Regions from separate parts of the Mus musculus genome. Here regions 1 and 2 are each linked to region 3. A link is a loop called in an ENCODE intact Hi-C map of the cell type or tissue named here. Cell type or tissue: left cerebral cortex. All regions are shown on one strand.

The links. Hi-C counts contacts between places; a loop is a spot of excess contacts. Peaks named below come from ENCODE experiments on the same cell type or tissue, not always from the same donor. Only the 100,000 strongest peaks of a DNase experiment are listed, where the experiment ranks them.
Region 1: a loop joins it to region 3, with 2.1 times the contacts of the local background. A loop is called at or near these places in 7 of 42 quality-filtered maps.
Region 2: a loop joins it to region 3, with 10 times the contacts of the local background. A loop is called at or near these places in 6 of 42 quality-filtered maps.

What each region holds. Positions count from the first base shown.
Region 1 is chr9:41,241,200-41,243,699 of GRCm38, forward strand. No RefSeq gene overlaps it. Among named protein-coding and RNA genes, the nearest start is that of 1700063D05Rik, 36 kb to the left of the region's middle. In left cerebral cortex, a CTCF peak has its summit at 1,388 (motif pointing left); no DNase peak of the experiment used is centred here.
Region 2 is chr9:41,582,930-41,585,429 of GRCm38, forward strand. All of the region lies in intron 4 of Mir100hg (Mir100 Mirlet7a-2 Mir125b-1 cluster host gene), which reads left to right. Among named protein-coding and RNA genes, the nearest start is that of Mir125b-1, 2.3 kb to the left of the region's middle. In left cerebral cortex, no CTCF peak of the experiment used is centred here; DNase peaks (open chromatin) are centred at 975, 1,229 and 2,272; H3K4me3 peaks cover 2,500 bases; H3K27ac peaks cover 2,500 bases.
Region 3 is chr9:41,375,335-41,377,834 of GRCm38, forward strand. It overlaps Mir100hg (Mir100 Mirlet7a-2 Mir125b-1 cluster host gene), which reads left to right and starts at 1,192. Exons shown (of 5, transcript NR_131928.1): 1 at 1,192-1,342. In left cerebral cortex, a CTCF peak has its summit at 1,081; DNase peaks (open chromatin) are centred at 1,001, 1,926 and 2,495; H3K4me3 peaks cover 1,666 bases; H3K27ac peaks cover 2,403 bases.

The DNA of each region.
Region 1 (2,500 bases), 130 kb before region 3:
CTCATTAGGTATTTGTAAGATAAGCAAACGTTGATGGTGACATTAGAGGCAGGTGTTAGCAACATGGGAGGAATCATTAAGATCATCCTTATCACCCAGTGCATTCCGAGGTTCTAAATTATCTCTTGGTTTCTGCTGAGAGCTGCCAAAAAAAGAGTCCCTTATTTTTTCTGTGTCTGGCAACTTGTTTACAACTTACGACAAACACCAACAAAACACATACAGGGCTTAGTGAAGAACAGCACACAACCATAATCTTTTGAAAGATACTCAGAATGGCAGGATTTTGCATAATGTGCAGACACGGGAAACGCATTTTAGATGGAAGATCAAAGGCAGGAGTGGAAAGCGAAGATGCTAGTCACGTTAGTTTTATTTTTCAAATGAGGCAAGGCAAAGGGATTTTGTTAGCTTTCCTTCAAGAAACTCGGAAAGGCATCGTGAAAGAAGAGGACATCTCAGGATTTTGCTGTTTTCGGGGTTTTTGGGCAACATATCATTGTGAGTGCTGGTCGAACTACAGCAGCCAGCCTCACTTCCGGTCAATGGCCAAGGCTAGAAGGCAATCATACTTCATATGGAGAAATGCATACCGGATGGGCAAAAACTCTGTCTCCTTGTTGTTGTTTGTCTTGGTGGACAGCTACAGCGTTAGGGCAGAAGTCACAGATGTGACAGTTTGGACTACACTATGAAGTTAGGACACTTCAACAAGCATTTGAGTTTGGAGCAACAGCACCAGGATGGCTTTATCTTCATCACTTATTTGCAAAGCCCTGCTGAACACATTCACTGGTTAGGTTGGTGAAAAGAGACTTTCTGAGACATGATGCCATTATTGCAAAGGGGAAACATATGCGGAGTCCTGCAATACAAAACAATATCTAGATGCGGATAGCTGGAGCTGTCAGTCACGTGACAGGATACGTAGCCTTAGCCAGGCAGTACCCAGGAGTCCTTGGGGCATGGCATTGGGGGAAGGAAGCAAAAGTCTCCAATGCTTTTCAAATACATAAACTCTGTTACGTTTATAAGAACCTGGAAAAGAGGCTTTTCTGTTTTACCTGTAATAATCTTTCACCTCGTAAAACACGTCACACCCGCTCCCTTTCCACTCAGAACAGAAGGGACTGTGACAGCAATGGAAAGGAAAAGTTCCACAAATCTACATTTTAAAATTCAGCAAAATAAGTGATAATCTTAAGTGTGATTCTTTCTGAATGCAGAAAAATATTACCTAAGTTTCAGAGGCTGGAGAGATGGCTCAACGGTTAGAGCACTGGCTGCTTTTGTCGAGAATGAGAGTTCATCTCCCATCACCACACTGGACACCTTCAAACCACCTGTACCACCAGTTCTAAGGGATCCGACGCCCCCTGCTGGCCTCTGCAGGCATGCACACTCTTATACATGTATCAGCACACAGACACACATGAACACATGATTAAAAAGATATAACAAATCTTAAAAAATTTACGGAAGTTTCAGAGCAATGGGCTTGCTATATTAGTATAAAAGCCTCAAAGAGACGTTAGGTGTTTTTTTCCCCCAAACGGGTTAGAAATTGGATACATATATGTGTCAAGAGATGAAAAGTCAAAGTTTGACTAAGAATTAACAGTAGATAGCCCTGTGTTTGAGACTATGAAAGTTACAAAGGTGAGAATAACTCCCTTTTAAGAGTTATTATTCTAGTAAATGAGAGAATGTGAATTTTCACCACAGACTTGGCTACTCTGTTTGGGAGCATGTTAAGAATACAGTTTCATATCACATCCAAGTTTGAGAATATTGGTATGAATAGTATATTATGGGAACCTAAAAGAAGAAGAAATTACTTTTGAAAGGCTGACAATGGGAGACTTCAAGAGCAATGAGCAGAGAGATGGGCCTTCAGAATGGGCAGCGGGAGTATGTGCAAGGACTTGGATGGGATACAAAAATGGACCAGGAAAAAAAAAAGAGGAGGGATATCATGCAAAGGCAGGTTGCATTCTGGGGGAACGTAGATGAATTTTAAAGGTTCTTTAGAAAGTATTACCGTATCTGGAGATTAGAATTTTGTAGTCCTAGAAACACACAATCCTTTCATGTTTAAATGATAATAGCTGAGCTAAATAATTAGAATTATCCTAATTCTTATTAGGATAGCTAAATAAGAAATAAAACTTCTTAAGTAAGGTATGTACTATTTTATTAAATTCTGTGAGATACATGTATCTCACATGTATCTTTATTATTATTATTATGTATCTTTATTATTATGTATCACATGTATCTTTACTACTACTACTACTACTACTACTACTACTACTACTACTACTACTACTACTACTACTATTACTATGTAAGGTTTCTCTGCAGAGCCCTGGCTGACCTGGAACTCAGTATATAGACAATACCCATGACTCAGACTCGTAGAGATCTGCCTGCCTGCCTCTGCCTTCTAAGTGCTGGAATTAAAGGTGTTTGACACCACACTCTGCTTAACAGGGTCTAA
Region 2 (2,500 bases), 210 kb after region 3:
AATATCAAACCCCATTTCAAAATAATCCCCTCTCGAGGCGATTGTGAGCATTTCCTACTTTGTAGTTTTCTGAGATTGTAACTTTCCATGGCAGGGGGAGTCCCACACCTCAGTTCCACCTCACACTGGGAGAGAAGGACGAGGTGCTTTACCTTGTCTTTGTTATAGAAAATTCTGGGTGTGTGGTTTCCTTTAAACCGTTTTACTCTCCTCAGCCCAACCTTTCTCTTCATTTTTGGAAAAAATACCTAAATCAACCCAGACCCCCAATGCTTTCTTCTTGGAAAGATTTTGGAATAGCCTCATTGTGCACACGGAGTGGAAGGTGAAGGAAACTGTTTGCGATTTCTTTTTTTTTTTTTAAGCATTTATCGCAATTTGACTCATTTTAATCCAAACTGCAGTCAAGAAAGCATTTTGTATCAGAACGCTGAACTGAGAAGTGTGTAACAACTGTGCTGTGTCTTTTGTTGAAACCTCCTGTGCGGCTGTAATTTAACTATTACTTGGCAGCATTTGGTGGAATGTGCTTCAAAGCTTACAGTTCTGTAAGTGATTGCCCGTGAGTTTATATAAAATAATTAACGATTCCCCACCCCATTTCAGCCAATGCGTATGTATAGCTATGTAGAAATTATGGCAGTACAACAGTTTAACTCATGGGCAATATATATACTCACATCATACATGCAAAAGACCGGCAGACATTTGGTGCTTTTGAAGGCAAGATATGTACGCAGCCTATCTGATAGAAAACGGGTGCATGATCAATAAAGCTATGATAGCTGTAATTTCTCTGTGATTTCAAATGATCGGAAGACATAACTAATAGCAAATGTTTCGGTTTGTACTCTGGGGCACTTCTCTTTTCCCCAGGCTTTCTAGTGGATTCCTCCCACTCTCAGACTAAAGCAGGGTGCTCAGGCATTCAGCAGGGCGTGTGACACACAGGTTTTTATATTTTAGCAGGCAACTGCTTCATTGCAAGGGCAGGTTTCTCAACAGCCCCTCTTCCTCATGGAGCCCATCAGTGAAGTTCAGTGAAATGAATAACATAATTGGTGGTTGGTTCAATCACTACCAGTCTAGACTAGCCCAGACGCATCAATTAGTGGGGACTGTCTTTTTAGAGGGAGAGTGTAACCGAAACAAGCAGGCTATTATTGATACTGATCTTTAAAAGCGCAAATCCAGCCTGGCAGATAAAAAAAAAAAATAAGGCTGGGAGCTGCAGTGGGGGTGCACTGGGGGAAGAAAAGAGACAGGGAACTGGAGCTCAGGGCGCAGGAGGACAGGAAGCTGGAGAGAAAGGGGGGGATAATGAGTGGAACGCTCTCCTGTGCCTCCTAGGAGCACAGTTAGAATTCAGTTCACAGGGCTCAGTGGCTCACCATTTTTTACCTAGCTGAAACACACAGACACAGACACACACACAAAACCACCTCCTTTTTAAAAAGTCTTGCTTTTTTTTTTTTTTTTTTTTGGTCTGTTCAAAATCAATGCAGTTGAAATTTAACAGCTTAAGCAAGCCCACTGATAACAAGAGGAACCAGCTGAAACCCGTTTTGCAATATCTTGCCCCTCAAAGAAAAATACAGAAAATGCTTAATTTTCAAATCTCTAATTGCTCGCTTCCTTCCTTCCTTCCTTCCTTCCTTCTTTCCTTCCTTTCTACCTTCTTTTTTCTTTCTTTCTTTCTTTCTTTTTTCTTTCTTTCTTCTTTCTTTCTTTCTTCCTTTCTTTCTTTCTTTCTTTCTTTCTTTCTTTCTTTCTTTCTTTCTTTCTTCTTTCTTTCTTCCTTTCTTCTTTAAGGAGGCATGCTAGAGAAACAGTAACTCATTTTAAAATCTGGCACCTGGAATGAAATTTATGGGCAAAAACACCTTTATACAAAAAGTTTATGGCTTCCCACAGAACGCAGTGAGATTAGAATTGAGCGACTGTAACAAAGGGTGATTTGGTGATTTTGTAGGGTTTTTCTGTTTTTTTTTTCTTTTTTTTTTTTTCTGGAGGGGAAAACAGATGATTTAGAAAGTGTTAGGAACATATCAAGCCCCAGGGAAAGAAAAACGTTTGATTGGTATTAATTAAAACACTGCTAATATATTCTAATAAAATCAGATTTAACATTCTAAACTAATCCGCCTAGCATGTCAAAGGCAAAGAAAAGTATTATCTATCTTATTTGCATCTGGGCAACTCGAATGCATTTGCTCATTCGGCAGAATTAATTTCTATCACCAGTCTATTTAATCTCCTCACAGATTTAAGCAAACTTATTCTTTCAGGCTAAAAGGGCCCAGGGTGGGGAAACCATGGACGGTATTTGGAAGAGCAGTGACTGTATTTGGGGCCCATTTTCTGGCTGACCATAGTCTTTTCTCTTCATTCGTTATAATGGGATGTGGAGAACGGCAGAGATTGCAGAGTGATAAACGGCTCAGGGAGTCTTTTTTTTTTTTCTTCTTCCTCCTTTCTCTCCTTATATTATACCTGGTGG
Region 3 (2,500 bases):
AAAAGAGAGACTCCCCAATGTGGAAGGCAGACATTTTGCTCATGTCTTAAGCAGTTTTATTTACAATGTTGCATGTTACAAGGTTGCTTTGGCTTATTTCCACTCCCCATTCTCAGAATATATGAAACCCCAGAGACACTGGTATGTAGTTAGAGATTTTGTTTATGGTTATCTTGCTATGTTGATTGCTTAACCTACTCTTCCAAAAGATTTTTTTCCCATAAATTCAAATTAACTTGAGAATTTTTACATACATCAGGTATGTCTGCATACATATTTCATAAGTACGTTAATATGAAAAATTTAAGGGGGTCTTCTAAAATATGTCATTGGGGGCAAAAATCTCCAGATCAGATTAGAACACACTAGACTTGGTTGCTTTGGTTCACAAAGTAATGCCCAGGTATTTGTGTAGTAGTTTATTGTATTTTAATGAGATGAGAGTTTATTATTTAAAAATTTCAGGCTAGATACCCAGATTTTCACAGCACATTTAAATCTACCACAAAGGGTCACTCATCTTTATTTTTTTTTTTCTAGAATAATATGGTTTGGATGCATTGAAAAGTTTAGTATGTGTTATTAATAACACATGTCCAGCCTAATGTTTTTATTCTTCTGGGCGGGCCTATGCTAGAATTTTCTTCCCCAAGGTGTGTCTGAATCCTGCTAATGCTTTCAGCCTGCAAAGACAGGAAGTGCACACACGGCCACAGCACATGACCCTCCTTCTAGAACACATCTTGAAAATGTTTCGACTGCTTTCTGAGCACAGGGACAATGGCTTATGGTTGGGGGTGGGTGTGCTCTTCTCCTGCCTGACCTTTGGCTTGCTGAGAGATGTGTATGGCTACCCTGGGCTCTCTCAGCTGCTTTCAGGCTGCAGAGAAGGCGGCACCCACATTGGGAAGCAAAAGCTGTCGCAGGCTGCCTTGCCCATGACAGCGTGTCTAAAAATACATCCACCGAGATGCAGGCATATGCTCGCGCCTCGGTGTGAAGGAGCTCTCGCCTGTGTTTCTTGCTATCCCCATCTAAATGCTGGAGCGAGGAGTTAAATTATTCCAGAAGGCCCGCCAGGGTCTGATTTGCCACTGTCTGCTTCCTCGTTGCCTTTGAATGGGACCCTTGATCCAAGGCTTTCAGAGACCAGCCGGTGCTGATGGGGGTCCGTGACTTGGCGGTGGCGCCTGTTTGCTCCTTCTCTGTCTCGAGCATGGTTTTCTATCCTGCCGGGGAGGGCGAGAGCGCTGGGCAGAGGTGGCACCTGACCCGCTAGAACTCCGATGTCACTGCTGTGGCTGTTACTCCCCTCGGCAAGAGTCAAGGCGCACGCAGGACGGTGGGTCACCTCGCTGGCTATTTTGCACATTTCCTTTCTTCTCCTCAACCTTGTTAGGTTTTTTTCTAAGTGCCCAGGGGTTGAGGGGTTTTCCTAGCCCCTCTCTATCCTCGATCTATTCTGATTTGAATCTCTCTCAGGATTTGTAACACTTCCTCTCATTAGGAAAGCTTTGCTAGACTCGCATTCCCTGTCTCTGTAAACAGGGTTTTTTTTTTTGTTGTTTTTTTAATGATTTGTTGTTTTGGGGGTCTCTCTTTTGAATGTCAGCTCCAAATGTCTTAGCTTCTGGGGCTACCTCACACACTGAAACGGTTGTTGAGCTATTGTACCCGAGAGGAGAGGACACAGAAATGGCTCTTTAGAATAATAATCTCAAAAGGGAGATGAGAAAGACCCCAGAGGACAGCCTGTGCTCCTGCTCCAGCCTGGCTGAGAAAAGGGGGTCTCCAGGTGAGACTACTGTCTCCTTTACAGAGTCAGAGAGCGTCAAGATACTTTGTGTCTCATTTAAAATGATTTTAATTCTAACAAGAGGGACTAATGAAAGAAATCCCATTTCCCATGTAGGAGAAAGGAGAGGCACAAAGCACACATATGAAGGGCTCCAGAGCACACCATTCCTCTGGAAACCGGAAAGTGAGGGAGAGCGATTGTTACCTAGTCTCTCTCTCTCTCTCTCTCTCTCTCTCTCTCTCTCACACACACACACACACACACACAGAGTTTCAGAGTAGCAGTATTTCTGTGTCCTTGGCCACCCAAGGCAGTGCATTGTTTTTCCAAAGGTTATGTGGAGGTTTTTGTAAAACGAAATAAAAAAAAATTATTTATTTTATTTCAGACGGTGAGTAAGCTCAGAATGCATTCAGTACTAACCAATACAGAATACAGACATGCCCAACATAAGCTGTTATTCTCCACGAGCAACCAAACACCACAACACACACACACACACACACACACACACACACACACACACACACACACACACACACACACCCTCCCCCTCAAACAAACAAACCCAATGTTAGCCAAAATCCAGACTGCCTGTAAATCTTGAAGTGTTTTCCTCTGTGGAGAAGAATGAACCTCCCCGGATGCTTTTCTGCAGCTGAACATTTTCTATTGCTTTTCTTCTCTGCTCAGTCTCCCTTG